2 separate regions of the Homo sapiens genome follow, and region 2 is linked to region 1. A link is a loop called in an ENCODE intact Hi-C map of the cell type or tissue named here. Cell type or tissue: mammary epithelial cell. All regions are shown on one strand.

Evidence for each region. Hi-C counts contacts between places; a loop is a spot of excess contacts. Peaks named below come from ENCODE experiments on the same cell type or tissue, not always from the same donor. Only the 100,000 strongest peaks of a DNase experiment are listed, where the experiment ranks them.
Region 2: it touches region 1 in a loop (8-fold over the local background); 14 of 110 quality-filtered maps call a loop at or near these places.

Annotation. Positions count from the first base shown.
Region 1 is chr10:58,411,394-58,419,393 of GRCh38, forward strand. No RefSeq gene overlaps it. Among named protein-coding and RNA genes, the nearest start is that of TFAM, 30 kb to the left of the region's middle. In mammary epithelial cell, CTCF peaks have their summits at 1,531 and 3,330 (motif pointing right); DNase peaks (open chromatin) are centred at 1,268 and 3,348.
Region 2 is chr10:58,636,771-58,644,770 of GRCh38, forward strand. All of the region lies in intron 2 of BICC1 (BicC family RNA binding protein 1), which reads left to right. Among named protein-coding and RNA genes, the nearest start is that of BICC1, 130 kb to the left of the region's middle. In mammary epithelial cell, a CTCF peak has its summit at 4,667; DNase peaks (open chromatin) are centred at 761, 4,561 and 5,151; H3K4me3 peaks cover 194 bases; H3K27ac peaks cover 2,704 bases.

The DNA.
Region 1 (8,000 bases):
CTTCATCCATGTCCCTGCAAAGGACATGACCTCATTCTTTTTTGTGGCTGCACAGTATTCCATGGAGTATATGTGCCACATTTTCTTAATCCAGTCTATCATTGATCGGCATTTGGGTTGGTTCCAAGTCTTTGCTATTGTGAAGAGTGTCACAACAAACATACGTCTGCATGTGTCCTATAGTAGAATGATTTATAATCCTTTGGGTATATACCCAGTAATGGGATTGCTGGGTCAAAGTGTATTTCTGGTTCTAGATCCTTGAGGAATTGCCACACTGTCTTCCACAATTGTTGAACTACTTTACACTCCCACCAACAGTGTAAAAGTGTTCCTATTTCTCCACATCCTCTCCAGCATCTGTTGTTTCTTGACTTTTTAATGATCTCCATTTTAACTGGTGTGAGATGGTATCTCATTGTGGTTTTGATATGCACTTCTCTAATCAGCAGTGATGATGAGCATTTTTTCTTGTGTCTGTTGGTCGCATAAATGTCTTGTTTTGAGAAGTGTCTGCTCATATCCTTCGCCCACTTTTTGATGGGGTTGTTTTTTTTTTCCTGTAAATTTGTTTAAGTTCTTTGTAGATTCTGGATATTAGCCCTTTGTCAGGTGAGTGGATTGCAACAATTTTCTCCTATTCCGTAGACTGCCTGTTCACTCTGATGCTAGTTTCTTTTGCTGTGCAGAAGCTCTTTAGTTTAATTAGATCCCATTTGTCAATTTTGGCTTTTGTTGCCATTGCTTTTGGTGTTTTAGTCATGAAGTCTTTGCCCATGCCTATGTCCTGAGTGGTATTGCCTAGGTTTTCTTCTAAGGCAAGGCAAATAATCGTATACATGTCATTTTGCACCTGTATGAACACACCTGTAAGATAAATTTCTTAAAGTGGAATGCTAGATTAGAGGTATATGGATCTGTATTTTTTTATCCATTGTGCCACGTTGCCCTCCACAATATGTGTGTAGTACATAATTTTTAAATGACTACATATTATTCTATGGTAGGGATTGCTGTAATTTGTTTAATTTATCTCTCATTTGTGAACACTGTAATCATTTCTCTATCCCACATTTATTTAGCTCTCAAAGCTATGCTATTTTATTGTACAATGACTAAACTACTCAACATGAGAGATTTGGGAGGATCTTTGTGGTCAGCTTATTATTCTTTTCATTACCACAACAACAGCACTACAAACTCTTTTTCTAAGTGTTTCTCCATCTATGATCTCACTTTTGTGGCTAGACCTCACCTCTAGCCCCTGGGAATTTCTTCTGTGAACGCAGCAGGATGACATCCCTCAAGTCAAATTCCAAAGCCTTAAAGTAGATCAGCAGATCAGGGCCCCCTAATGACTGATTACACACAGCTCTGACCCCACACTTAGCCCCGAGCTTGTTGTTTTCTGCAGCCTTTTATCCCTTCATTTTGAAGATGAGTCCATCTCTTCCCCAGTGAGAAAGCAAACAGTGGAGAGGGAGAGTGTGATGCACTTCCCCCAGGCCATGCAGAGGGCAGCATGCTCTGATCTCTGCCTTGCCTTATTTGCAAATACCTTTCCCTAGTACTAGAAGATTGAAGAGAAAGGTAGGAATGGTAACAGCTCTGGCACCTGGAAACTGCAGGTTGATCTGTACAAGCACAATATAAGTAGTTTTTGCTGAGCATCTCCAGCTTGTCATATTTTAGTTACTACTCTAGCCTCAAACTTGAATGGTTTGATACTGTTTGCCAAAGAGTTTGCAAATATTTAGAGGTTCTCAGAGATGGTGGTCTTGGGATGGAGACAATTCTCAGAAAAGAGTGCTGCAATTCCGGACATGATGGCCTTTGCTCATTAATCTACTTGGCTTCTCTAGCATGAATCCCATTAGGAATCAGAGTGAGATTGAGGGGCTATCGGAAATTAAGCCGGGCCCGGTGGCTCACGCCTGTAATCCCAGCACTTTGGGAGGCCGAGGCGGGCGGATCACCTGAGGTTGGGAGTTCGAGACCACCCTGACCAACATGGAGAAACCCCGTCTCTACTAAAAATACAAAATTAGCCAAGTGTGGTGGCACATGCCTGTAATCCCAGCTGTTCAGGAGGCTAAGGCAGGAGAATTGCTTGAACCCAGTAGGCGGAGTTTGCGGTGAGCTGGAGATCGCGCCGTTGCACTCCAGCCTCGGCAACAAGAGCGAAACTCCGTCTGAAAAAAAAAAGAAATTACTAGGCCCAGAGACCCATGAATATTTAAATCCTGCCAAAGAATAAATAGAAAAGGAAGGCATATACTGAAGGAAGGTTAGCAAAGGGAAACAAACTAACACAATAAATGTGCTTTTGACTTCCAACCCCAATAGAGACAACTCACATAAATTTGTCTACAGTGAAGCCTCTTCTAACCCACCTTCCTCCATCCAAAGATCCCAAGCCACAGTTCCAATTGGCCACAAAATGACCATGGGGGATAAAGGGGGAATAGAAAGATGTGACTGTGACTTAAACTTCTGTGAACATAGACCCTGGACCTTACCACTTTAGCAGCTTGGAAGGAAGATGAGAGAACACTCCTGTGGATGTGATATTGAGGGAAAGTGTGTTGCAAGCAGAGGAAAACGTAAGTGCACTGAGGCAGGAGCATGCTTGGCATGCCCAAGGGTCATCTCCTGATTCTTGGCTTTTATTTACTGTTTAATCTGTAACTCTGACAAGTGTTTTGTGTATCAACTGACAGCTAGAGATGTGATACTTTTAAACATTGTGACTTTCATTCCTTGGCTGTACTGGGCAATATTATATTCAGAAACAGAAACTTTGTTTGTTGACATAAAGTTATTCCCTACTGGCACTTAACATTCTGAAAATCAGTGATGTCACTCTTTTCCTAATCAACATTTATGATGGTGGTATGGTTGGGGGGACCTTGTAAAGACAGATTATAAAGAGAAGTGATATGAATAATACTGGCAATAAATTAAACGCTTTTATTGGAAGACTTCATTTGGATTCATAGTTTGTACAAATGATTCATAATTTACCATGTGCTTTCTGATCATTCCATGAACCATGAGGAATGCTTAAGACTGCCCCCACTCTGATTGTGGAAGAAAAGATAAGCTATACCTAGAGGTCTAAGTTAATAGCACCTCGGTAAAACTTGATCTGTATGGCAGTTGACCCAATCATTTGGAAGTAGTTTTGGTGCCCAGTTTGGTGGATTTTTCCTGGTTTCCATGAGGTTCAGACATCTAGAGCTATTTATCCCAGGAAACTACAGCTAGATTCATTCTCTTATGAGGCTGTTTTCACATTTCTCAAAAGTAGTTTATTCCACAAACATCAGAGGGCAGCATTTGATAGGGATTCCAAAAAGACAGAAAAGCTTGTCCACATCGGACCTGCTTGCATGCTCCACTGGGCTATGCTTTTCTCTCTCCTCTTTCCTGGTTCCATTTCTGTTTTCAAGCCAGGAAATGCCTTCACCTGTGGCTTTCCAGAAACCACTGCTCCCTTCTTCCTCATGGGACACGGTGAACTGGCTGAGGTACATGGTAGATTAGTGCTCCGCCTCCCTTCTCCCTCCTTCTTGGATGCTTTCTTGTACTACACAGGCTGGAAAGCCAAAAATTCCATGTCCTGATTTTCTTATAGTGAAGGTTCCAGATGTGGGAACCTCAGTCCATGATGAAGATCTGACAAAATCTCAGCCAACCCAACGGGGAGCTCCAGAGCAAAGATTGCTCATTAAAGAAACCCACAGAAATGGCCAGGCCCTAGTGTCCTTACTGTGCTCAGTCACTGGGTGGGGGTTACCTTGGAAGAATGCAGATTCGGCTTGAAAGTGAAGGCAGATCATGAATTCATTAACAGCTGAGGCTGCCAGCAAGTTCTTCCTTCAAGGGTGTTATGAGCAGTAAACCTCCATGGTTGCCACAATCCACCCTTGTGCTGTGTGGCTTCGTATCACCATATACACTTGCAGAGCAGCTTCTTTGGGGTCCCAGTGAGCCTCTCTTCCTAAGGGGAAACTGAGAAGAGGGAGCTTAGGGGCTCCAATTGGTATTCACTATCCCCACCTTCCCCACCCAATGTCCATTCTAAATTCCCTGCTTCCTCAGCTACCACCTCCGTGGCTTACCTACTGAGCTGACTCTAACTCCCATTCCTGAGGGGTCTGGACCCCTGATAATCACACTTTTCTCAGATCAGGATGGCTGCACTTGTCCATTCACAGTCACATCTGGATAAAGGAGTAACAGGAAGTGCCCCTGCAGATCACCTGAGTTCTGTAAATGTTCCTCTCAATTGTATAAGAAAGAGGTGTAAGCCTCACCTTTTTCTGCTGGTCAGGGCCAATGACACCTTTCAGGACAATGACTCCTGTTCTTGCCTGCTGGTCCTGAATATAAAGAGCCAAAGTGCCCAGAGGGCAGCTGAGGCTGGTAGTTTAATGGAAATCTTGCTGTGTCCCTTGGCAAGGGTGTGTCCCCTTTTGGAACTGGGACCTCTAATCCTGCAGAGCCCAGAGTTAAAGGGACAAAAAGAAAAGCCCCCTAGTGGGTCATTGAAAATGATGTTAGGTAGGGCCACTTGTGCTTCTATACCTTGGTTCCTACTGGAGACCCAGCAGCATATGGAGGTGTCTGATTCAGTATGTATACTTCATCCTATTGGATGCCTATGAGTTAGTGTTTCAGCTGTGCCTTTTTCAGAGTGTTGCCTGTGAGTTAGTGTTTCAGTTGTTTCTTTCCAGCAAATCATTTCATTACTCTAATAGGCTGGTAGTGTCTGGATGGGGCAGTATGTGATATGACCATTGGGTCTCCTGGTTATGGCTCTCACTCTCATACCTCCTTCTCTCCCATACCTTCAGTGGGTTCTCTGATCAGATGCTGTATTGTCTAGGATTCTATGACTATGGATCAGGCATTCCATAGCCAGACCCTCCAAATCTGATAAAATCCCATGCAGCTATCTTCTACTGTGATGCAGTAACAGAGAGACCCAATTAATTAATTTTATTGATGTAGATCCTGTAAAAATACAACTTAAGAGTGCAATTGGTACAAAGATAGAAACAAATCTACACATACTAGTCACCTAACTTATGACAAAAATGACACTGCTGTGCAGTGAGTGGTAATAGATGATTATGTTAATAAATGGTGCTGGTTGGGCAGGTGGTATGGCCCACACCTGTAATCCCAGCACTGTGGGAGGCCAAGGTGGGAGTATCACTTGAGGCCAGGAGTTTGAGATCAGCCCAGGGAACAAAGTGAGACCCTATGTCTACCAAAAAATGTTTAAAAATTAGATGGACATGGTGGCACACACTTGTAATACCAGCTACTTGAGACTGCAGTGAGCTATGATCATGCCACTGCACTCCAGCCTGGGAAACACAGTGAAACCTTGTCTCTAAAAAATAAATGCATACATACATACATACATACATAAAAATAAATTATGCTGGGCTGGGAGCAGTGGCTCATGCCTGTAATCCCAGCACTTTGTGAGGCCAAGGCAGGTGGATCACCTGAGGTCAGGAGTTCAAGACCAGCCTGACCAACATGGCGAAACCGCGTCTCTACTGAAAATACAAAAATTAGCCGGGCGTGGTGGTGGGCACCTGTAATCCCAGATACTTGGGAGGCTGAGGCAGGAGAATTGCTTGAACCTGGCAGAGGTTGCAGTGAGCCAAGATCGCACCATTGCACTCCAGAGCCTGGGCAATAGAGTGAGACTCTGTCTCAAAAAAAAAAAAAAAAAAAAAAAGGATGCTGGGCAACTGGATATCCACATGGAAAAAATGTATCTTGATCTTGAGCCTTCCTTACACTAAACTAAAAAAATAAATCCAGCTGGATTGTTGATCTAAATGTGAATGGTAAGACAATAAAGCTTTAGGAGAAAACAGAAAATTTCTGATACCTTGGAGTATGCAAAGATTTCTTAAAAAGACAACAAAGTACTTACCAAAAAGGAATATACTTATGAATTGGAGTTTAATAAAATTGAGAACTTATGTTTATCAAACAAACAAACCACATGGAATGTCAAAAGGCAAGCCAGGTCTAGGAGAAAATATTTGCAATGGCACCTGCTTAACAAAGGACTCCTACCCATTTATATAAAATTCTCTTATTTTCTTACAAATAAGAAAAAGAGATAACCCAACAAAAAGAGCAACAAGCAAGATTTAACAGGTGCTTTACCAAAGAGGATATCATTCATTTAATTCATTTGTTTCTGTTTATTTTCTTTTGTTTATTTACTTTTTATTTTTTATTATACTTTAAGTTCTATGGTACATATGCACAACGTACAGGTTTGTCACATATGTATACATGTGCCAAGTTGGTGTTACTGTACCTGTTAGCTCGTCATTTACATTAGGTACTTTTTTTTAAAATTATACTTTAAGTTCTAAGGTACATGTGCACAGCGTGCAGGTTAGTCACATATGTATACATGTGCCATATTGGTGTGCTGCACCCGTTGACTCGTCATTTACATTAGGTATTTCTCCTAATGCTATCCCTCCCTGCTCCCCCCACTCCACGACAGGCCCTGGTGTATGATGTTCCCCACCCTGTGTCCAAGTGTTCTCATTGTTCAATTCCCACCTATGAGTGAGAACATGTGGTGTTTGGTTTTCTCTTCTTGCGATAGTTTGCTCAGAATGATGGTTTCCAGCTTCATCCATGTCCCTACAAAGGACATAAACTCATCCTTTTTTATGGCTGCATAGTATTCCATGGTGTATATGTGCCACATTTTCTTAATCCAGTCTATCATTGATGGACATTTGGGTTGGTTGCAAGTCTTTGCTGTTGTGAACAGTGCCACAATAAACATACATGTGCAAGTGTCTTTATAGCAGCATGATTTATAATCCTTTGGGTATATACCCAGTAATGGGATTGCTGGGTCAAATGGTACTTCTAGTTCTAGATCCTTGAGGAATTGCCACACTGTCTTCCACAATGGTTGAACTAGTTTATAGTCCCATCAACAGTGTAAAAGTGTTCCTATTTCTCTGTGTCCTCTCCAGCACCTGTTGTTTCCTGACTTTTTAATGATTGTCATTCTAACTGGTGTGAGATGGTATCTCATTGTGGTTTTGATTTGCATTTCTCTGATGGCCAATGATGATGAGCATTTTTTCATGTGTCTGTTGGCTGCATAAATGTCTTCTTTTGAGAAGTGTCTGTTCACATCCTTGGCCCACTTTTTGATGGGGTTGTTTGATTTTTTTCTTGTAAATTTGTTTAAGTTCTTTGTAGATTCTGGATATTAGCCCTTCGTCAGATGGGTACATTGTAAAAATTTTCTCCCATTCTGTAGGTTGCCTGTTCACTCTGATGGTTGTTTCTTTGGCTGTGCAGAAGCTCTTTAGTTTAATTAGATCCCATTTGTCAATTTTGGCTTTTGTTGCCATTGCTTTTGGTGGTTTAGTCATGAAGTCCTTGCCCATGCCTATGTCCTGAATGGTATTGCCTAGGTTTTCTTCTAGGGTTTTTATGGTTTTAGGTCTAACATTTAAGTCTTTAATCCATCTTGAATTAATTTTTGTACAAAGTGTAGGGAAGGGATCCAGTTTCAGCTTTCTACATATGGCTAGCCAGTTTTCGCAGCACCATTTAATAAATAGGGACTCCTTTCCCCATTGCTTGTTTGTGTCAGGTTTGTCAAAGATCAGATGGTTGTAGACGTGTGGTATTATTTCCAATGGCTCTATTCTGTTCCATTGGTCTATATCTCTGTTTTGGTACCAGTACCATGCTGTTTTGGTTACTGTAGCCTTGTAGTATAGTTTGAAGTCAGATAACGTGATGCCTCCAGTTTTGTTCTTTTGGCTTAGGATTGTCTTGGCTATGCGAGCTCTTTTTTGGTTCCATATGAAATTTAAAGTGGTTTTTTTCCAATTCTGTGAAGAAAGTCATTGGTAGCTTGATGGGGATGGCATTGAATCTATAAATTAACTTGGGCAGTATGGCCATTTTCACGATAT
Region 2 (8,000 bases), 230 kb after region 1:
GACAACTGAGCTTCAGTTCTCCTGCTTAGAAAATGGGGATAATTCCTCATAGAATTGATGTTAAAATTGGTTGAAATATGCACTCAAAAGTGCTTTATAAACAGTAAAGCATTGAGCAAATGCGAGAGATGATTTGATTCTTTAGAGAAGACCCTTTCATTCTAGTGTTTGCATCCTCTGGCTGGGGGGAAGGCTGTGTGGCTGATGTAGGATGAGGCACCTTCCATATCTTTAGTTGCTTGAAAAAAACCACACACAGTTCTATAATATTTTTGGCAATTTGTCTCAGTTTAAAGCTGTGATCGTAACTTTTATTTGGGGATACTACTTTCTTGATTCTTATATGGGGAAAAATTCCATTTGTTGGTTTCCTTTTATTTAAATATGTTTATGTATTTTGCATTTTAGAATAAAAACATTTCCTTCTCGAGTGAAGATTTTTTTTCTTTTCTTTTGAGGTGGTGGTTAAGTTCTCATGTAATAGGATAGTTGGTTGCTATTAGAAATATGTTTTTTCCTTTGTTATGAAATGGAAAATTGTCAGAAACTGATAGGCTGTGGTTAGATGAGGTTTGCTACCAATAAAGAATTATCAGGGTAAACTGAACTTTCATTTAGGATGCAAAAATATTTGTTTTGCTTGGCAGCATGGCATAAAAAGAAAATCCAAGAAACTTCTTGTTTCAGGAGCTGCCAGTTCTCTCTGTGGCTCAAAGAACGTTTCGTGTCTCAGCCACAAGAATTTGCCGCTGGTTCTGATGTTCATTGTCTTCCCTCCTCACGCACGCTTTGCTTTCAGCTTTTGGCTTTACAGCCCTTTGCTATAAGATGATGAAAGTCCTTCCAGGGCTACTCATTAACTTTCCCTTCTACATCTTACTGGTATGAATAGTGGGAGCCTTTCATCTTTATTGTTATGAAAGCTTTTATAGAATATTGAATGCAGGGCACTGTGTTAGAGCTCTGTAAAACATGATAACATAGTAGATTCTGTCAGTTATTGGCTGTGAGTAGAGGTAGTTTGTTGAGGATCAGTATAGGTACCAGTGGCATAACTTATAAATTGGGACAGGCATGGTGGACCAGAGGGGATCTAGTAACTAAGCACTGTGATAGCCAGGGGAATCACTTAAACAGGACCAGTAAGGTACAGAAGGCCTGGGAATTTGGGGGAGGTATGCGAACAGGAAGATAAAGGGACTGATATTAGGAAATTAGAAGGAAGAATCTTGGATGTAGGATGTAGTGGAATGAAGTGGATTTTAAAGTTTCTAATACTAAATGACAGACATAGTAACATCTAGCAGGAGGGCTGTTTTGGAGGAAAAAAAGAATGTAATTTTAACTAATACGATGACTTTTAAGTCTAGGTGGTAAGGTTTAGAGTAACAGAGCAGGGCTGGAAATAGTGACTTATTAGGAATTAACTTGCATTCCAGAAATTGAGGGTTCATGTAGAATTGCCTGTAAGCCAGGAGTTTTCTTATTCATCTCTTTAATGTTATAGAAAATAACATCTGTACTTTATGGTAAGTAATTACAGAGTTAAAAAAAAAGGCCATTTGAAAAAAACAGCTTAAAAATGTCAAATAGGAAATGTGGGGATAAGTGTATTCTTTTCAAAATGTGGTTCTGAATTGGACTAACTCAAGCTGCAGTTAAAGGAAAAAAGGCTCGTTTATTTGACTCTTGCCTTCTTTGCTTTCTCCCTGTCTCAGGCTCCTTTCCCCAACGCCTCTCCCCTTTTTGGTCTCAGTGCTTCTGAAATGTAGACACTGGTCTACACATGGGTCACCCAGAGTTCACAGACTTGAAAGTCCTCTTATTCCCAAGAGCTGTGTGTGCCTCATCAGCCTTCTCTGGGTTTTGTGGCAGGGGGTGATGAGAAAGGATGCCCAGAGGCTACTTGTACCAATAAGAGCCACCGCTTGTTGTGAAAAGAGCACCAATGAGGAGAAAGCAGGCAGAGATAGTCCCGGCACTGGGTATCTCTTCAAGGCCTCTGGTTCCGTTATTCGTCAAAGGAGGGGTAGAACTAAGCATATGGTCTCTAAAGCTTTGAAATTCTTTTTTCTTTTCTTTTCTTTTCTTTTTTCTCTTCTCTTTTTTCTCTTCTCTTTTTTCTTTTCTTTTCCTTTTTCTTCCCTCCCTCCCTCCCTCGTTTGCTTTCATCTTTTTCTTTCTTGCAGTTGACAAATAAAAATTGTATATATTTATGGTGTACATATTTCATTGTATATATGTACATTGTGGAATAGCTAAATCAAGCTAATTAACGTATGCATTACTTCATATAATTATCTTTTTTGTGGTAAGAACACCTAAAATCTACTCAGCAATTTTCAAGTATAAAATACATTGTTATTAACTAGTCACCATGTTGTATAATAGATCTCTGAATTATTCCTCCTAACTGAAAATTTTTTTAGTGTGCAGAAGATCCATATCTATACCCTAAGTGTTCCCAATAAATCAAAATAGTGTCCAAGAAGCAGCTCACAGAGCATATTTGTTTTCAATGTGAGATTTATGTAGCACTTTTATATTTGCCAAAGCTTTTATTTTCCTAAATTCCCCAGTGAAGTAGGGCAACAAGAAGATCATCAGTGGTGAGTCTGCCATTTAAATTTTTTTTTTTTTTTTTGAGACAGAGTCTCACACTCACCCAGGCTGGAGTGCAGTGGTGCAATCTCGGCTCACTGCAACCTCTGCCTCCTGGGTTCAAGCAATTCTCCTGCCTCAGCCTCCCAAGTAGTAGCTGGGATTACAGGCGCCTGCCACCACACCCAGCTAATTGTTTTTTTTTTTTTTTTTTTTTGTATTTTTAGTAGCGATGGGGTTTCACCATGTTGGCCAGCCTGGTCTCGAACTCCTGACCTCAGGTGATCCACCTGCCTTGACCTCCCAAAGTTCTGGAATTACAGGTATGAGCCACTGTGCCCGGCCAAATTTTTTTTTTTTTTTTTTTTTTTGAGACAGGGTCCTTCGTCTCCCAGGCTGGGGTACATCTTGGCTCAATGAAGCCTCAACCTCCCAGGCTCAAGTGATCCTCCTACCTCAGCCTCCCGAGTAGCTGGGACTAAAGGCATGTGCCACCATGCCTGGCTAATTTTTGTATTTTTTGTAGAGACAGGGTTTCGCCATGTTGCCCAGACTGGCTGCCATTGAAATTAATCCAGTGTAATCTTCTCAAATGCAGTGTAGTATTGAGAAACGGGGTCCAGTGCAACAAAGAGTTTATGATTTTCCCTGAGCCTCATCCCTAAGATCTTGTTAACCAAATTTTGGACAGAAATGGTAATTTTTCAGTAAGCATAAGATAACATTACTTTTTATTCTTTTTTTTCTGATGGGAGTACTGATCAGTAAATTAAGCAATATAAGCTTCTTAGAAAAGATTGGGTTGGAAAAAGAATTGAATCCACACTGTAGTTTTGTTCTGGATTTACATTATATGCCCTGCCTGTGTTTACTGACAACATTCCTCGAGCATTTTATTTGCTATTTGGATATAAAAAGGTGTCAGTTGTATAGGAAGAAACCAAAGTTATAATAGAGTGTTTGTACCAAAATGTTTACCTATAAACAGGTAGGGCTGTCATGAAATGCAATAACTAATCCTTATCCATACTGAAGAAAGCTGCATTGTGGCTTTTTTACATGCAAAGTCTTAAGGTGTTATAACTTAAGTTAGATTTTAAATAAATTATGGACTGCCCTTCTTCCCTTTGTGACCTCTTAAATCTCTGAGACCAAAAATATTTACATATGCAGCTTATAGACATTTGTTAAACCCTAAGATGGTTATTGCAGCCATGGGATACTCAATTAACTGTGCATTTACTCACCAAAAATTGTTTTTGAGCCCACTAGTGTGTGGCAGGTACTGAGTTGGGCCTTTGGAATACAGTGGTGAGCAGTTATGACATGGATTCTGCCATTATGGAGCAAACATAAATTTCACTGAAGAATGCAGACAAAGTATAGAGAAATGAGTAGATAGAATAATTACTGATTATAATGTGTCTACGAAAGAAACAACTTGGAAGGGACCTATTACATGGTGAACACATCAAGTAAAAAGCTCTTCAATTTTTAAACAAAATAATTTTGAGGGACAGCTAAATTTTCATCACTTGCTTTGGATAGATAAAAAGCTTTCTTAAGTGTCTATTTCAACTTTCAAAAGCAGTTCTTTGCTTTTCCACTTAGAAAAACACATTTAAAAATTCTTGCCCATTGAGGATATAATTGTATTTTCTTTCAATTGTCTTTATTGGAATTCTTTTACAATTCTTCCAAAACAATAATACATTCCTTAGAGCTGAGCCTCAGCAGGAAAAATGAAGCATCTCATTTGATGTATTATTCCATTACCTATGATGTCAAGGCAGTTGGTAAATAATTTCTTTTTATAGAGCAACCACAGGGGTTGCTAACAGTGCAATCCCCAGGAAATGATTTTGGGAAGCTCTATCATGCGATGGCTGCTATTCATTATCTACTCTGTGTTGGACAGGCTCGGGGTTTTGTTTGCCTTTTAAATCAGGGCAACACTTGCATTGTGGTTTTGCCGTCGTGCCCTTGCTTCATGTTGGAATTTTTCTAGGACTTATTGCAGATTCAGAGGCAGATGTTTGTCTTCCTGAGGTTAGGAGATGATTTGGCGCCATCTAGGTTGACTTCTTTTTTTTCTTTCCTTTTTTTTTTTGCTTTCCTGGAACAAACACTATTACCAAATACATTTCAAGCAATGAAAATAGCTCAGTAGAAATGGTATGGTGGTGCCTTCATACCCTTGGCTATTCGAGTATTGACTAGTCTTAGAGAGATTAATCATTTGTAATTTTAAGTTCTAATAATACAGCGAAGGTTATCATTTGTATTTTAGGAAACTTTATAGCCTCTGTACTTTGTAATGGAGAATGAGTTGGCTGTGGGGTTAACAATGTGGTTATATAGATAAAACCTCTTTTGAGAGATTCTTTTTTCAAGAAATTGTGGTAAAACACACATAAAAGTTACCATTTTAACCATTTTTAAGTATACAGTCTAGTGGTGTTAGCATTGTTGGGATTCACATTGTGTTAGGAATTCACATTGTGATTCACATTGTGTTGGAATGTGAATCACAGCAGTATGAATGTACCTAACGTTGCTATTTTGACGTCTAAATGGCCACATGTTTTCAGAGAAAATAATTTAACATTGAAACATAGTTACAAAATATCTTGCAGGGAAGACACAATTTGAAATTGTAATAGCAGTGCTGCAAGTTTATAGTAAAACTGGAATAGCCAGGTCTCTTCAAGGCCAGCTTTGCACATTTAAGTGAATAGTAAATAGTTACTCTAAAGCTGGCATTTAGAATTATTAATTAATTGGTAAGTGCTGAATACCTGGAAAATAGCCCAGGGAAGTATCTGCATTTTGTGAGGTGTGAGTTAGGCTCTGCACTTTCGGGGTGAATGAAAATGAACAGCAGCTACTCATGGTGGCTTCTTATTCCTGAGTTCCGAAAGAGGCTGGGGGTGTTTTCATGTACTGAGTACTGTCATTATGTAGATCTTAGCTTGTCTTCCCTGAAATGTTTATTAAATCTCTATGTGTTGTGTTCCAGGGTGTGGAAGAGTGACTTTGGTTGGTTAGAGGAAGAGGTCAGAATGATGAGTTCTAGGTTGGCATTATTCCTGGAATGTCATGGAACTTTTCCTGTAATGAGTTCCTGGTGACTTGAGAACATTTGCAAAACCGTGCCCTCAACGTCTAGCTGTGCAGTCATCCTTTCTGTTCCACTCAGCCAGTGGTCTCCCAGGAAAGTGTGGTTGACTGTACAACCCATCATTCTATTGCACCAGTCACCAAAAACACATATGCTCCTGACAATATGAACCATTTATTATTATTATTATTATTATTATTATTATTATTATTATTATTATTATTATTATTGAGGCAGGATCTTGCTCTGCCACCCAGGTTGGAGTGCAGTGATGTGATCACGGCTTACTGCAGTCTTGACCTCCTGGGCTTAGGCAATTCTCCCCACTCAGCCTCCTGAGTAGCTGGGACTACATGTGTGTGCAACCATGCTCGGCTAATTTTTTTTACTATTTTTGTAGAGATGGGGTCTTTGTTGCCCAGGCCAGTCGCAAACTCCTTGGCTCAAGCAATCCTCCTGCCTCGGCCTCCCAAAGTGCTAGGATTACAGGCATGAGCCACTGCGTCTGGCCCTGTCTTTATTATTCTTGTAAACTTAATGTCTGCAAGGTGTTATTTACCAAAGAGGTTTGTAAACCAGATGTCTCTTCTCTTGAACACTAATGAATAAAATCTTGTATTTTTTGGCTTTCTCAGCTAATCATTACTTAAACCTTCAGCTTAAAAACTGGGGAATTGAAATCCCTGTGGCTGGCTAGTCCTCTGAAGGCTTTGTGATGATGTCACTCTCAGATCGGGACAGAAGCATTCAAGAGAGGGATAATACTCTTGCTTATGTGACAGCTGTATGTGTCCAAGAGCATTTGGCTACATTCAGTGATTTGATGGCCTTGTTCTGATTACAGAGCTCTTTGCTATCTTCTTCCTTTGCATTGAATTTTGTCAAATTTCCCAGGTATTCTCTGAAGAAAGTTCCTCTTTAGTTGTCAATCACCACCTGTCCATCAGAGAAATCTTTTAGCTACCTCTAAATGTGAGCTTGGCTGGGCTAGGTTGAATGATAGAATTCTTGTATTTTTAGAGTGAATTCTGAATAGCAGAATGGTCAGGACTTACAGTACATTATTTTATCCTTTGTTCCAAAAAGGGGTTTGAAGTGGCTTAACAATTTACATTTAGTAATACAGACTGAAAAATAAATAGAAGAGGAAATTGTTGTGAAGGGAAAATAAGTGTTGGAAAATAATTTGAGAGGAGGAACAATAAGATTTGTACACAACACACACCAACAGGATCTGAGCTTCCTCCATGGCCACAGCAGAAAAGGAAGCCTGACCATTTAGGAGAACCACAAGGTCCATGAGATTAAAAATAAATTAGTGGCTCTGGAAGATCACAGGCTTTATTGCTACAGGAACCTTGGAGGAGCTTCTGTTAATTACCTAATGAGACACTGCAGTGTGTGTCTGGCAGAATATGTCCTCAACAGCACCTACCCTGCTGAAATATGGTTGTTTCCTGTTATGTGTCAGTATAGGAAATAATATAGTTTGCTTTCTATTGTGTGCTAATATGACTTAAATCAGTTCTAAAAAAGTTAGAAATTTTTTTGGAATATCTACGATGAGATATATACCTGTCAGTCCTCCATGAATTTCTCCCAGCTGAGTTAGATAAGGTGGTTATCTGGCCTTTAGAATATTATTATTGCTAATAATTATTACAGTAGCACCAGTTACAACACATAGCTACTCTTTCCCAAGTACCTATAATGTTTTAAGCATCATACTAGGGCACTTGCTACAGAAGAGATCTCTCAATTCTCAGGGAAACCGCGTGGCTTTATTCTTATTTTAGAGAAAGAAAATTGGCTCAAAGACTTTGACTGACTTGGCCAGGTTTGCCTGGCTACCACTCCCTGTGTGCCTGGCCCCGATTCTTCTACCTGAGACCCAGAAGTTGTGTAAGGAAGACAGTTTAGCTCTTTTGAGTCAACTCCCTAAAACAATCGATCCTTTTCTCCTGTTAGTCTGTGCAGCACAGAAACAGAACTCCACCCGTCCCCGTGCCTGGGAAGTCTCTGGTTTTTGTTTAAGGCATGTGTATCCTATACGTGCCTTGTGGCAATTCCACAGCTGGCTCCCTTTAGGCTCCATGGAATTGTACATCTAGGGCCACGTTAGAGTGATCGAAAAAACTAGATAAGGATAAGTATTTTCTTGTTTTAACTTTTTAAATGTTCTTAAGCTTCGAAAATTGAATTGAATTTAATTTGGCCAACGTTGTCAGGAAGGGCAAGCTTATAAAAAGAAAAAAATAACCTTTCATGTAAAGTTATT